4 separate regions of the Homo sapiens genome follow, and all the other regions are linked to region 1. A link is a contact called in ENCODE Hi-C or POLR2A ChIA-PET data. All regions are on one chromosome and are shown on one strand. Each heading gives the region's core, a stretch centred on a gene start or an enhancer-like site at or near the end of the contact. The rest is flanking DNA. Distances are from core to core; before and after follow the strand shown.

Region 1 (3,502 bases), core at 711-3,210:
TTATTGTCTGAGGGCTCCCAACCCCGCTCCAACTCCCACGTCCTGCTTGTCTCTTGCTCAGCTCTGTCTGTGCTCCACCCTCAGCTCACCTGCCCATTGACGTGACCTGCCCAGCTCCCAGGAGCATTTATATGTGTGACTCCTGCCCTCTGCTCCAACCTTGGTCCCTAAGTCATCCAGTCCTGCTGGGGTGCCTCCAGCTGCCCCGGGCTTCCTCCATGATCTCCCTAGACCTGGTCTAAATCTGTCACCTCTTGCCTCAATTTGCCCTTTTGAATCTTCTCCCTTTCCTTTTTCTGCGAGTCTGCACCCTGCTGGCCCCTTGCTAAGTCTCCTCCTTCTGTCCCTGTCTTTGCTCCCAAGGGTCCTCACCAGCGAGGGTTCTGCCTTCTTCTCTGGAGTTGTCTCATCCTCCCTGTTTCTTGGAGGCCTGTCTGGGGCCCTGCTTCTCAGGGAGGTACCTGAGGGTTCCTGGGATCCCTGGGGACCATGCCTTCCTGGACAGCTATAGGGTTCAATGGAAAAGCATGGGTTCTGGAGGGCAGGCACACCTTCATTTGAATCCTGACGCTGCTCCTTTCTAGAGTGACCTCAGGTCACTGCCTTATTCTCTGCATCTATAAAATGAAGATAATTCCAACCTATTTAGTTGTTCTAAGGATTATATTAAAATGTGTAAGAGACCTGGAGCAGGGCTGAGCACATAGCAAATGAGTAATAATGGTTGCTTTCCTTTCTTCCTCTGACACTAGTGTCTGCACCATCCACTGGGCACTGTGGGTCAAGCCACACTGAGCCGCACTGGCCAGACCCTACCTGGACTCATAGGCGAGAGGCTACAGTGATGGGGACAAGGGAACCTGGTACTGCCAGGGCCCAAGCCCCACGCCCGGTGCCAGGTGGCTGAGGATCTCCCCAGGCCTGGCACGGGTGCTCAGGCTTGGGGCGCTGATTTGTCTCCCCTGCCCAGACATGTAAAGGGCCACTTAAGGAGGTCGAGGGGTGGAGTCCAGGGCCCTGAGCCAAATCTCTGCCCAGGCTGTAGCCCTCAAGTCATGGGAAAATCTGCTTCTGGGGTGGAGGCTGGTCTTGGAATGGCAGGTAAGGAGCAGGACAGGATGGGGAGGACCACCTCGCAGACCTCACTCTCACCACCAGGTATACACACACTTGTGACTTGCTTGCCCCCTCAGTGGGTGAGCAGTTTCTTCAAGCCCTTGAAACGCCAAGGTCTTGTCACAGTTTTCTCCCGGGGCAAAGGGGCTACTTTCCCCTACACTAAAGAGAGCCCTCTCCGAACAATTTATTCTTTGCCAGAGATACTGGGCTCTGTGCAGGCTCCTAGAGGGAGCTTTCTCTACCGATCAAGAAGCATCTGCTTCCCTTATTCACTTAGCAAAAATTTCTTCTTTTTTTTTTTTTTTTTTTTTTTTTTTTTTTTTTTTTTTTTGCGGCGGAGTCTCACTCTGTCTCCCAGGCTGGAGTACAGTAGTATGATCGGCTCACCACAACCTCTGCCTCCCAGATTCAAGCCATTCTCCTGCCTCAGCCTCCCGAGTAGCTGGGATTACAGGCGCCTGCCACCATGCCCGGCTAATTTTTATATTTTGAGTAGAGACGGGGTTTCAGCATGTTGGCCAGGCTGGTCTTGAACTCCTGACCTCGTGATCCACCCGCCTCAGCCTCCCAAAGTGCTAAAATTACAGTCGTGAGCCACCGCGCCTGGCCCCAGAGATGGCTTTCTGTCCTGAGCAAGAAGGAAATATTCTGGAAGTTATACTTTCCAATGCTTTCCTCCCCACCAACCGGACAAAAGGCCAGGGGCCCACTCCAGCTGCCCTAGGGAATCCCCCAACATCTCACCTCTCCTTAGCTCCTCTGGGCTTCTGCAGTGACATCAGTGTGACTTCAGCACTGCGCTTTTTGAGCTAGCGGCTCTGCTCCGCTGCCCTCGGGCCCCACTTCCTCTAAATTCCCCGTTCCTCTCCCCGTGGCTCCACTTCTTCTTCGGGGCCGTGGCAGCGTTCTTCAATGTTCCCCGTGCACAGCCTGGATCCTGGCTGCCGCCTGTCCTACCTGTCCACGAGCTCCCCCTCTTTTTTTCCTCACTCTTGACTCAGAGAAACCCCACCCAATGCCTGCCAGATAGCGGAAGCTTAACAATCAGTTGTTAGATGTGCAAATAAAATACAGCCACAGATCGTTATATTGGTAACACAAACACAACATTCAGAGACCAAGAAAATGAAAAAGGGAGGTCTAGAAGGTCCTCACCTTCGTTCTTTTGTAAATAACGATGTCTTTATTATCAACAGGTCCCACCAAGGATTTTCCTGGTGTGTAAATTTATGAGGTGTCTTATAAAGGAATGACAAATGGAAAACACAGTTCATTATACACTTAACAAATTGCCTTTATTAAAAAAACAAAAACCAGGAAATCAGGATTGTCCTTGAGGAGTGAACACACCCAGGGGCCATGCCCCAAATGTTCTTTCTGTGTCAAGTGAGCCAACCCCGTCCCCTCTGTCCCATTCCCACACACACGTTTCCTCTTGCGCAGCTCAGGCACCGGGACTGGGTCCCCTCCCTAGCCCTGCCGGGAAGGAGAAAAGAAAGCGAGACTGAGCCCAGCCAATCAACAGTCAGCATTTCTGAAGCTCCTCCCCAAATACAAATATGCGCTCCGCCCCCGCTAGCGCCACCTGGAGGGTGAAGAGCGAAATGCGGCGACTGCACTGGGTCCTCGGCCTGGCGGAGCCGCCCACTTCGCTGGTTTTTGCAGCCGATGGAGACCCGGACTCCGCTCCGAAACCTGCTGACCGCGGTGGGGTTATTCGGAGCGGAGCCGCCGAGGGGCTGTCGAGCGCTTTTGAATCTGTTTACTTGAAATGACTTTCCCCACAACTTTCCCTGATTTCTATTCCCACTTGACCAAAAGAATGAGTTTGATGTGGAAAAGTGGCCAGAAAAGTGGCAATAGTGGTGTTAGGTGCTCAATGGCATCTCTTTGGGCTCAGCCTCCATTAAGCAAAGTAGATGCCTGGGGTGGGGAGGTGGCACCCTTTTTCCGGATCCCCAGTCAGTGGGGCAGGGGCTTCGGACACTGTCCCCACAGCTGGACTAGTGGCCCAGAGATCCTAGAAGGGACCCAGCCTTCCCGCGCTGCACCCAGACCTCCGGGGTGTGACCGCCAAGCTGTCCTGGCTCCCCTGCTCAGTGGCCTGATGGGGGTCTCAGTCCCGCACTCCCTCGTGGGGTCGGGGCACTAAAACAATCATTTTTTCAGGCCATGCTCCTTGATCCTAATTTAAAAGGCGGCCTGGCCGGACGCGGTGGCTCATATCTGTAGCTCCAGCACAGAGTTGGAGGCCAAGGCAGGCGGATCACCTGAGATAAGGAGTTTGAGGCCAGCCTGGCCAACATGGTGAGACCCCCGTCTCTACTAAAAATACAAAAATCACCCGGGTGTGGTGGCACGTGCCCGTAGTCCCAGCTACTTG
Region 2 (3,655 bases), core at 341-2,840, 670 kb before region 1:
ATTTATTGCGGAGCGGATGGGTTTCACAATTAATATAGCACAATTAGCGTCAATGCCACTTAAATTTTCTAACCAGATTCAAAAGGGACTTTCCTAGAGCCTTCCCTTTTCCTTTCCTAAACGGGAAATTCGATTAAAAAGGTCACTCTTTAGCTCTTACTTCCACACTAAGTAATTCTGAAACATGGTGAAAGTGCATTATAAGTCCATAGGGCTATGACTGGCAAAATACTTTCCTGTAAATACTAGAGTCAAATAAAATAGAAGAGAGAGCTTGACTTCACTCCGTTGGGTTTGAGGACAGAAACTGATCATCTCCCTCAGATTACTGCTTCTGTTGATGTCTCGAAAAGCACTGAGGCAAATATGCCAGAGTCCCACCCCAAGCGCGAAGAGCCTCCGATTGTTTGACACATCAATGGATTAGTGAATGAGGGCAACTCACTCTTCCCTTCTAATTTACCTTAATTATTCTTCTCAGAAACCCTCAAGTTTACTCTAAGTTATCACCATATGGAATCTTTTCTTTGCCCCAAAGTATAAATTCAGGCCTTTCCCAAATAGCTAGTACTGCTTCAATCGCAACCACTGAAATAAATACCTTAAAAATATCACACATCTACTAATTCCACGCAAATGTGGAAAAAGCCAGTCCAGTCGCCTGAAGAAATAAGGTTCTGGAACATGGTTAAATGATGCATATTTTGTAACAGAAGGCACTGAGCATAGTGGGAGACTCGAAAGCAAAAGACCGGATGGAAATCATGGGAAGACCCCGCCCCAGTAAGCTCGATGCCGATTCAAACAGTAACTTGGATGTGTCGTTTGGAATCGGAATCACTGAAACAAAGGCGTATATTACGGGAAGCAAGATGTCTGGAGTAAAATAAACGGTATGCAGCTACCGAGACCGTACACCGTCCTCCCACAGGTCTTACCTATGGTGGAAATAAAGGTAGTATTGAAGGCATCATCCGAAAAACGAAAAAGGACGCAGGTCTTCCCCACTCCGGAATCCCCGATCAGGAGCAGCTTGAAAAGCAGGTCGTACGTCTTCTTCGCCATTGGGAGGAGCGGCTCGGGCTCTCGCCGCCGGCGGCCCCAAGGGATCGGTCCCTCTCACTACGGCCAACTCCTCACTCGGGCGTTCTCAGGCCGGAGGACCGGGGAAGCGTGGGAAAAAGGCTCGAGACGGCGCGGGCGACCTACGAACAGCTTTGAGGAAGCCCCGACAGTGGCGGCGTCCAGTGCCTCCGAGGGCGGCGACCGCGGCTCCGCAGCCTCTCCCAGCCCGTCCGCCCGGTTCCGGGGAGTCGGTCGGGACAAAATGGCCTCCCCTCCCCCCTCAGGGCTTCTCGGCCGGGACGCTCCCACGGGCGAGCAAGCCTGCTCTGCCGTCGAGGAGGCGCAGCGGGCGTGAGGACAGTCTCTCTCCCGAGCGGAAACTCCCTGCTAGCACGCGGCGAGGGCAGCGAAGAAGGACCCCTAAGTCGACGAGCTCAGTTACATAGCCCCAGGAAACCGAGCCACCCCGGCCAGAGCCACCTTTTCCCCGTGCCCTCTCACGCCGGCGTGCGCGCTGCCTGAGACGCACGCAAGGGCGTACGCCCGCCCTTCCCTCACGCCCTAGCCTTGCGGTCCGCCTCTGCGCACGCGCACAAGAGGGCATGGGGGCGCGCCGAAGTGGCGAGTGGAATGCTCCTGTCTCCAAGCCTCAGTCTGAGGCTGGACCCAGAGGGGAGAAGGGAGGGGCGAGAAAGGGCGAGGCCGCGGGCGCGCTCCCTGTGGCCGCCTGATAGGGTGCGCGGCGTTACGAGCACGCCCCGGGGGAGACGCTACCTAGCGACTGCGCAGGCGCAGCGCCCCCCCTCCGACCCCCGCCTCCCGCCTCCCGCTCCCCGCTCCCCGGGACACCCTTACAGAGCCCAGCACCTCCTTCCCCTCCCGGGGTCTCCCGCTGGACTGCGCTGCGGTTTCTCTGCACAGCGCTTGTCGGGTGTGTTGAGCTGGAGGTCTTGGCGCAGCGACGGGCTTGGGTGGCCATGTGTTCCCGTGTAGGTGGAGCTCGTAAACGCGAGAAAAAGCCGCGCCCTGGGTCATTTAATAGCCTCTTTGCTAGAACGAGACGCCTCCCGGCGTGCCCCCTCTCCAGGGCCAGCCCTGACGGGGAAACATGAGCGCTCCATCCGGATTGACTTCAAGAGCAAGAGTTTGAGATGGAAAAGCTGGCCACGCCGCTCGGGTTGGGATGAGGTAATCCTCACAACCTCTTCCTGGGCGAGGAGAGGAAGGTTGAGGAACACCTGGGCGCAGGAAGAACCTCCCTGCGAAGTGGAGGGTTCTGTGCGGTGCTCAGAGAACCTGCTTCAGGCCTTTGCCGTCCTTCAGGAATCCGGGAGAACCCGAGAGCGCTCTGCAGAGGAGGTGGGGCCTCTGCCTGCCGCCAGCGTCGTACCACTGGGTTGAAAATTGAAAGGTGGTCAAGCCTACTCCCAGTCCGACACAGCCTGCTTCCTCGCATTTTCTTTTTCTTTTTTTCTTTTCTTTCTTTTTTTTTTTTTTTTTTTTGAGATGGAGTTTCGCTCGTTTCCTCGCATTTTCTTTTTCTTTTTTTCTTTTCTTTCTTTTTTTTTTTTTTTTTGAGATGGAGTTTCGCTCTTGTTGCCCAGGCTAGAGTGCAATGGCACAATCTCTGCTCACTGCAACCTCCACCACCTGGGTTCAAGTGATTCTCCTGCCTCGGCCTCCCAAGTAGCTGGGATTACAGGCATGTGCTACCACGCCCGGCTAATTTTTTGTATTTAGTAGAGACGGGGTTTCACCCTGTTAGTCAGGCTGGTGTCGAACACCTGACAGGTGACCCGCCCGCCCCGGCCTCCCAAAGTGCTGGGATTACAGGCGTTAGCCCCCGCGCCCGGGCCCTCGCATTTTCTTTGCATTTGCTTTACCTTCTGTTCTCTCTCCCCATCAGTCCTGTTTACGCCACCCTTTTTCTCTCCTACCCTTCTGTAGTTGCAGTATGCATGCTGCTGACCTTCCATTCTCAGGGACATCCATCCCTCAAAGCACACCTAGGTGTGATGGCACAGGAGTTGAACCTGGTGAGCTGGTTCAACCTGATAAAGTGGAAAACGCTGAAGTATGTGGAAAACAAGAAACAGGGATAGAGAAGTAAAAACTACATTTTCACACACACCACCCCAAGATCGCCAAATCACCAAAATGTGTATTTGATATGTAATTAAAGTTAGACTTTCAGGCAATTCCGTCTTACATTTCTGTCTTATATTTCTGTCTTACATTTTTCCTTTCTTCTCAACCACCCCTAAAGCGTCCTTACCGAAGATACTTGTCTTCACTAATACAGCTTTCTCTTCAGTTGTTTTCTCCAATTGCTCCTAGTCTTGTCACTTAAACATTTTTTTTTTTTGAGACAGACTCTCACTCTACCACCCATGCTGGAGTGCAGTGGCACAATCTCGGCTTACTGCAGCCCTTCCGGGTTCAAGTGATTCTCCTGCCTCAGCCTCCTTAGTAGCTGGGATTACAGGCGTGTGCCACCAAGCCTGGCTAATTTTTATATTTTTAGTAGAGACGGGGTTTCACCATGTTGGCCAGGCTGGTCTTGAACTCCTGACCTCAGATGATCCATCCG
Region 3 (3,635 bases), core at 960-3,459, 520 kb before region 1:
ATCAAAGGATGACTAAGTTGATTATAGAAACTGTATCTGTAAAGCTAAGAAACTGTGACTCAATCAAGAGGATATCTTAGGGAGGATATCTTAGTAGGGTAGTGGGTGGAGTTTTAAGAAGATAGATTTGGCATTCCCTGTAGGATGGGCTTGAGTAGGGTGAGAAAAGAAACAGACTATCTAAGGAAATCCAGAAGGAGGGTGGGGATGATGAGAGAGATGCAAATACACATAACAAATTCAATCAATAGACATGGGGACAAAATACTTTTTGGGGAATTATACTTTTATAATAATAATAAACTATCTGTATCTGTGGAAGATTAAGAAGTAGGAACCACAACATCACAATCCCTACCCTTGAAATTCAAACCTGGGGATAGAGCTCCAGAAATGCAAAGTAAGGACCCTAGTAAGGTCTGAAAACCAGTTGGGGCTCCAGGACCAAACAACAGGACTGGATGATAAGCTGTACTCAGCTCAACAGCCAGGGATGGAGAAGACCTTTTTTTCTCTTCTCTCTTTCTCTTTCTTTCTCTCTGTCTCTCTTTCTTTTTTGAGACAGAGTCTTGCTCTGTTGCCCAGGCTGGAGTGTAATGGCGCGATCTCTGGGCTCACTGCAACCTCTGCCTCCCAGGTTCAAGCGATTCTCCTGCCTCAGCCTCCCAAGTAGCTGGGATTACAGGCGCATGCCACCAGGCCCAGCTAATTTTTGTATTTTTAGTAGAGATGGGGTTTCTCCATGTTGGCCAGGCTTGTCTTGAACTCTTGGCCTCAAGTGATCTGACCACCTCAGCCTCCCAAAATGCTGGGATTACAGGCGTGAGCCACCGCACCTGGCGAGAAGGCCTTCTTAGACTACAGACATAAGCTTTGGAGGGAGGTGGTACATACTACCTGTGTAATGCATAAGGCTATGAATTACCAAAGACATTTGGGAAAATATATCCATATCAATTGCTGAAATAGGCTGTTTGATCCATGACTGAACGGAAATATAAGGAAGTATCTAGATACTTCTAGATGGCCTCTCAAACTCCCTTTAATATCTTTTTCTCTTTTTTTTTTGCACAACAGATCCTTTTTGAAAAATGGAGGAAAAGTTATGAATCCTCTTAAAAAATTCACATATAACACACAAAATATAGTTCATAATTTTAGGGAGTCCATGAATTTCTGAAACGCATCCATAAACTTTAAGTATTGCTCTCACCTGTCTTTCCTCCCAAGAGGCAATCCAATCCTCAGTCCTATTTCACACTATAGTAAGTTTACTGGATTGTTTGGAAGCAGCTTCTGGAAGCAGGTGGATTTGGGAGATCAGCAGTTGTTACTACATTCTTCTTACTTTGCAAGGTATCAAGGTGTAGATGATGTAAGAGAAGATGCCACATTCTGGATCTTTCAGAAAGCTGTTACGGATACTACAAATAATGGTCTCTGACCACAGAAATAGGTGAATCATTCAGCAAATATTTACTGGGCGCCTGATATGTACAGGCACTATGCTAGGGACTGAGCTCACCGAAATAAAGAAGACACCATTTCTGTCATTGATGAGTAGCTTCACATGTAAAAGCATGGATGCAGTTACTGGTGGCCTTAAAAACAAAGTCACCTAAGTTTGAGGCATTCTGGGGAGATGGAAAGGGCTCTGAGCTGGCAATTTGATTTTTGGTTTCTCTACATCCCAGACTTATGAGCTTGGCAAGTCACTCAATCTCAGTTGCTTCGCCTATCGAATGGGGTTAATAGGCAGACGAGAATTGTTGCCTATCTTCAAAAAGATAACCTCTGTAAAAATGCAAATAAATGAGAAAACACAAACGCAGGGCTGATCTAAAGTGATAGTTGGCAGAGCCACCCACTGAGGGAAGAGTTCAGCTCCCCAGGTCTACACAGCCTGTGCAGCGCCTCGCAAGAGGCGGGATCCGCTCAGTAAGCTTTCCCGGATGGCACAGGTTCCGCTTCCGCAGGCAGATATTCGCTGTAGGTGTGAGCGCCAGGCGTCAGACTACAGCTACTGCCGGGGCCTCCTTGGCGCGCATGCTCCTGCGGAGAGGCGGAGACCGGAAGGGCGGGGGCGTGGCGAGGTACCGCAGACCGCCGGCTCGATAGCTCAGCGGCCGGGCTTGGGAGGCGGGGGCGCGCCCGCGCTCGTTCGCGCGGCCGGCTGCGTACAGTAGTGACGGCCGCGCGGGAGCGGTCACATGACCGTAGCGGCAGCCTGTACAGTAAGAACCCAATATGGCAGCGGCGGTAGCAGTGGCAACGGCAGCAAGAGGACCGGCCGCCCCATAGACCCCCCCGCGCACCACCCCCGCCGCTTCCTCTGCTTGGGTGCCCCCCCGGTCTGACTTCCCTTTTCTCCCACCTTTCCCGGCACCGCGGGAAAAGCAGCGCAGGGCAGAGCAGGCAGGGAGGGCGGCCGGAGCCCGGACACGGGAGCCTCCCAGTCAGTTCAAGACCCGACATGAGGGAAAAGGGACGTAGGAAGAAGGGCAGGACCTGGGCGGAGGCCGCCAAGACGGTAAGGGGGAGGGAGCGAAGGGGAAGGCCGGGAGGATTTTGTTCCCTTGTCGCCCGCCAGTCGCAGGGAAAGGGAGGTCACTGGCCCAGGGACCCGGCTGAAGGGGCACAAAACCGCGCGGAGAGGGCGGCGGTTAGTGTCGGGGTTGCGATCCCTGTGGGAATGGAGGCGCCCGGCGGAACGTGATAGCCGCGGGGCCGTGGCGTCCCTCGGCGTCTGCGGCGAGTCCTCTCAGTGTTTTGAGGCTGTCTTTTGGGGTCGAGCCGATATCACCTCCGCTCTGTGGTAGCCCTCGCCCCGGCACGGGGAAGTCTGTGGTGCTTGCACGGTAACCGGTTCTTCTCCCTTGTGCGGCTGGAGAGCCCCCATTGGATGCAGATAGGAGAAGGCTTGTGCGTGCATCCAGCCCCGGAAAGGAGAGGGGAGCGCTGGAGCTGGATAGAATTTACCCGTTACAGCGGACGTGCCTGTGACCCCGGGCCCCCTGTTTGTCTGGCTCCCGGAGCAGACGAGAGATCACGAGGCTTTTGTTTTTGTTTGGTGTTGGAGCCGAAAGTGCAGGAGGTGTTTAGAAACGAAGTAACAGGTGGGACTTGTAGAATTTTTTTTTTTCCTGTTTCCGTAGAGACCTACTCTGAACAAGGCAGCAATGCATGGTGGGACGTGTAGTTTACCCGGCCTTCACGTTACCCTAGCCAAAGGGATGGTGCCCTAATGAAGTTGTAATTAGTGGGCAAAACAATTTTCCCCCTAATTGTGTTATGACGAAATTTAGAGGTAGATTTTAAAAAGTGGAATATTGAGGATTAGTGAGAACTTTTACCATATTTTAAGAAGAAAAAATTAAAAGCATGTTGTATGCAGAAATGAAATGGCAGGAGATAGTGAAGTTCATACATCGTTGAGGGTGCAGCAGAAAAGTAATAGGGCATTAAACGGCAGCATTTTAATAGTGGAAAGTGAGAGGTGTTCACCCCTTTAATGGTGATTAATGCCGGTAATACTTCGACAACGTAGCCCTTCTTAGTGAACCCTTATTAGATGCCATATGGTTTATTTTTTAATGAGTTTTTTAAATATAAAAGTAATGTTCACTGTGGGGAAA
Region 4 (3,554 bases), core at 481-2,980, 980 kb before region 1:
GTCTTATAGTTTCCTGCTTCAGAAACCTAATTTCCACTCCCCGTGTGCACCCCTTTCAGCAGTTATTCTGTATATCTGTCAGGTTTCCAACTGTAGCTCTCAGATATACCTCTAGGGAAGATAAATTAAACTACTTCAAAAGTAATTTTTCCACCAACTGCTTTTGTAGTGTCAGTTCTTCTTTACATCCCTCTTATAAAGCATCACATGAGGGAATACAAAATATCTTTTGAGTGTTTTCAATCTTTACCCATTTATGGGGAAAAAAGACTTTTTAAAATAAGCATTTATAAAGCGCTTACTATCTGAAGACAACATAAGGGGAACGCAACGATAAGAAAAAAAGATCTGTGAGATTTGTGTTCAAGCAAAACTGATCCCATGGATTTTTCCTTTGGATACCACTGGATTCATAATTTTAATATAAATGCAGTATTGAGTAATTGCAATAGAAGAATATTTAGGTTATAAATGTGTGCTTTTTTTTCCCCAAGGAAGCCTCATTATAACTAAAATGATATCAACAAACTATTTTAGTGAACATTGGACGCTTGCTAAATCGACCTTTGTTTTCCAGGATGATAGGAAGTCATCTGCTGTCAGATACAGGAACTTATATAATAAAAAAGGGGGAAAGATCAGAACAGAAAATTACACGAAACTTCTAGTAAATTAAGACACTTATTTAGTTGAAAATATAAATCTAGGGAAGATTCTTTATAAGAAAAAGGAGATTTCCTATTATAAACACTGCTCCCATTGAAATAGCTATTTTATTGGCACTTAGAAAGTCAGACCCTAGTAAGGAAGAAAATGTTTTATATGTCAATATTTACCCTGCAGAACAGACAACAAAAGGGGAGTAGAGCTTAAGGCAAAACAGGAGGTATCTGGGTTAACAGCCTTCTAAAATGAAAGTTGAAAAGCACTGGCCCGAGTTACCAAGAAGGCTCTGGACCCTCTTTCCACTTAAAATGTTAAGACAAGTCATCACCTCGGTTCAGAATGGTATGGCACAATACGGCTTGAAAGCAGAGAAACATGCTATGTGACCTTCTAAGGACCCTTGCTTTTTTTTTTTTTAACTCGAGTTAAACAAAATCCATTATGACTTTTTCAGTTATTCATTCATTCCACAAATGCTTACTGGGTGCCTAGTATGCACATAGCACTGTGCTTAAGCCATGATGGTCCACAAGAAAACTCTAATGAGTTGGGCATTATATTCTAATGGCGAGACACGCTAAAGCAGCAATTCCATAAACGAACAGAGCGCACATTTAAGGGGGAAAGGGGCACGTAGGGAGGGCTTCTTTGAGGAAGCAATATTTAAGCTAAGATGTGAAGATGAACGGGTAACAACAAGGATGAAGGGTTAAAGCCCATATTTCAGGCTTGGTCGACTGGATGGTTAGAGTCATTCATTGGTAAAGGAACTGCGGATGGGAACCAGATTTGGAGGAAAGTTAACCACCCGCATTTATTTACTGGGGTCCTAGTATGTTGCCAAGCGCTTCACAAATTCCTCTAATCATTTTGCACAGCAGAAGCTATTACTTTCAGTTTCATACACAAAAGAGAGGCTGAGCGGGGTTAAAATGACGTGCCCAAGACGAAATAAAGAAATCTGACTTTTGTAATCAGGTTTGTATGTGCTCGAAAGCCCGCGCTCTTTCCACTCCACAGCTCCTTCCTGTGCACCTCCCTTTCATCTGGTGGCCCTAGCGCCACAAGCTGCCGCTTAGGAAGTCCCTGCCGGGAGCAGAAGTGGAGACATCAGCAGGATGGCATCGGCAAGTCGCTCCCCTCCCGGGCCTCATCTGCCAAACGATCATCTCCTCCTCCGAAGTTGTATGCATGACAGGCGAGTGGAAACTTCACTAAAATGAAGGCGATTGACACAACAGAAGGAACTCCATCCTTTCGGGGGCTTACGAAAATAATAAGTTTAAAAAAAATAGGAAGGGAATTCCCTCGCTCCATGATCACTGAGCGCTCTCCTAAGGAAAAGGAAATCTCCCGGGGGGTGCCGACTACGGGCGGCGGGCTTAGGATGCTCCCACGCTCCCCGACCCCCAATCCCCAGGACCCGCAGGACCTCCGGAGGAACGCCCGCCAGCCCGCCCGGAGCCACGCGGCACAAGGTGACACGGACCGCGCCGCGCGGGCCCCTCAGCCGCCTGGGCGAGGCCGGGAGCAGGGAGAGGGGCATCCGCCGGCCCGCGGTACCTTGTACTTATCAAAGCCAGCCAGCTGCTCCGGGCTCACGTATTCGTAGCCAGCCATGACGACCCGAAAACTGAGCGCCCACTCGGCAGCGACTCCCGGCTACAAGGCTGTGACACACAAGCACCACACCGGCTGGGCAAGGATGGCAAAGACTGGGCTGCCCGAGAAGGTAGGAGAGCCGCGCTCCGCCCACCGCGCACGCGTAGCCGCCTCGGCCCCTTCGGCCGCCTCTCAGTGCGCAAGCGCAGCCCACGCTTCTCCCCGCCCATCGAGGGGGGGTTGCTAGCCCGCTCGAGCGGCCCGTCCCCCGACACTGCTGTTGTCCAATCGGCGTGGATCAGGCAACACTAAGTCCCGCCTTCCAGCTCTCTTCGTCGCTTCATTTGCTAGCGTCAAAATTGGTGAGCTGAGGTAAGGCAAGAGAGGGGGTGAAAGGTCAATTTCCCAGCGGGCTTTGCTCCCGGTCCCGGGGGAAGGTGGGATTTCTGTGGTATCCGCACTTGCGTGGTGATCTGGGGTATACCGTTTTAGTCTTGGGGGTAGAGTGACTGCTTGCGAACCAGTTCAGCAGTGCCTCAGGTAAGAGGACTTAGTTCTCCCGCTGCAGCGAAGTAAAAGAGGAAGGAGGTCTGTACCGCGAGCCGCTCCCAGCTCCTGGTGCGGTGCGCTGCGTGCCGTAGAAATTTAGTAAACGTGGTTAGATGTAGAGAAGGCCGAGCTGCTGCCGGGGCCACGGGAGTCTTTGTGCGGTCAGCAGAGGGACTTGAAAGACAGGTGAAAGGACATTGGAGACAAGCCCCTCAGGTCTATGTTGCTTAGGAACCTTGGACCGCCTCATCGCACTCCGCTCTATCAAACCGTTCCAAATTAAGATTGCTGGTGTCTCCCGACCAGATAAAAGCAGTGATCTCTCAGTCTCGACGAGTCCTTAAATGCGTTTGCAAGAGGTGTTTTACATAACTGGAGCCCAGTTAATTGTAAAACAAACAAACAAACAAAAAACACTAGATCAATGGCTAGTGAGTATCTACTAATAAAATTTTATAATAGTTGCTGCTTTTTATTGAGCGCCTTCTGTGGGGAGAACTTCACATACATTATCAACCCCATAACAACACTGAAGTGAAAGGCATTATCCCCTTTTTCAGATTAGGCAGCCTGCCCAGAGTCACTTAGTTACGAAGCTCGGAAATGATCGACCCAACATGAAATGAGTTCTGTGTTATGGGAAACCACTACTTCAGGGAGCCTTTCAGTCTCTCTGGGTCTCTGAAATAAGGGCGATTATTTTGAGATACTTTTATGTTCATTCGTTTAACAACTAT

Evidence for each region. Hi-C counts contacts between places; a loop is a spot of excess contacts on that map. ChIA-PET counts read pairs that join two places held with the same protein, here RNA polymerase II (POLR2A). Pooled maps may share reads with other maps.
Region 2: a loop to region 1 is called in a pooled map, with 6 times the contacts of the local background. The contact joins the promoter of RAB10 here to the enhancer-like site in region 1. A Hi-C loop is called at or near these places in 1 of 168 maps with a recorded cell type or tissue (naive thymus-derived CD4-positive, alpha-beta T cell), 1 of 37 single-sample maps with no recorded cell type and 6 of 50 pooled maps.
Region 3: a map of naive thymus-derived CD4-positive, alpha-beta T cell shows a loop between it and region 1 (22-fold over the local background). The contact joins the promoter of ASXL2 here to the enhancer-like site in region 1. A Hi-C loop is called at or near these places in 1 of 168 maps with a recorded cell type or tissue (naive thymus-derived CD4-positive, alpha-beta T cell), 3 of 37 single-sample maps with no recorded cell type and 8 of 50 pooled maps. POLR2A ChIA-PET finds 5 or more read pairs at or near these places in 2 of 52 experiments (PC-3 and activated CD4-positive, alpha-beta T cell).
Region 4: a loop to region 1 is called in a pooled map, with 8 times the contacts of the local background. The contact joins the promoter of ADGRF3 here to the enhancer-like site in region 1. A Hi-C loop is called at or near these places in 1 of 37 single-sample maps with no recorded cell type and 6 of 50 pooled maps. POLR2A ChIA-PET finds 5 or more read pairs at or near these places in 2 of 52 experiments (CD4-positive, alpha-beta T cell and activated CD8-positive, alpha-beta memory T cell).

The regions. Positions count from the first base shown.
Region 1 is chr2:25,361,314-25,364,815 of GRCh38, reverse strand. No RefSeq gene overlaps it. Among named protein-coding and RNA genes, the nearest start is that of DNMT3A, 21 kb to the right of the region's middle. RefSeq lists enhancers at 2,074-2,123, 2,174-2,273, 2,544-2,623. Within about 2 kb of position 1,960, at least 29 of the 41 ENCODE cell types and tissues checked have a DNase peak (open chromatin) inside an H3K27ac peak, as active enhancers do; they include CD4-positive, alpha-beta T cell, where a contact is called at or near this core.
Region 2 is chr2:26,032,019-26,035,673 of GRCh38, reverse strand. It overlaps RAB10 (RAB10, member RAS oncogene family), which reads right to left and starts at 1,590. Exons shown (of 6, transcript NM_016131.5): 1 at 939-1,590. The coding sequence starts at 1,065. It overlaps LOC124907743 (a long non-coding RNA gene), which reads left to right and starts at 1,925. Exons shown (of 2, transcript XR_007086249.1): 1 at 1,925-1,996; 2 at 3,013-3,263. RefSeq lists an enhancer at 1,335-1,384 and a silencer at 1,695-1,924.
Region 3 is chr2:25,877,061-25,880,695 of GRCh38, reverse strand. ASXL2 (ASXL transcriptional regulator 2) reads left to right here and starts at 2,209. Exons shown (of 13, transcript NM_018263.6): 1 at 2,209-2,530. The coding sequence starts at 2,474. RefSeq lists a silencer at 2,030-2,189 and an enhancer at 3,100-3,149.
Region 4 is chr2:26,344,965-26,348,518 of GRCh38, reverse strand. It overlaps ADGRF3 (adhesion G protein-coupled receptor F3), which reads left to right and starts at 1,730. Exons shown (of 14, transcript NM_001321971.2): 1 at 1,730-2,398. The coding sequence starts at 2,285. SELENOI (selenoprotein I) reads right to left here and starts at 2,376. Exons shown (of 10, transcript NM_033505.4): 1 at 2,230-2,376. The coding sequence starts at 2,286. RefSeq lists enhancers at 1,472-1,571, 1,684-2,451, 2,772-2,911 and silencers at 2,112-2,161, 2,222-2,281, 2,332-2,561.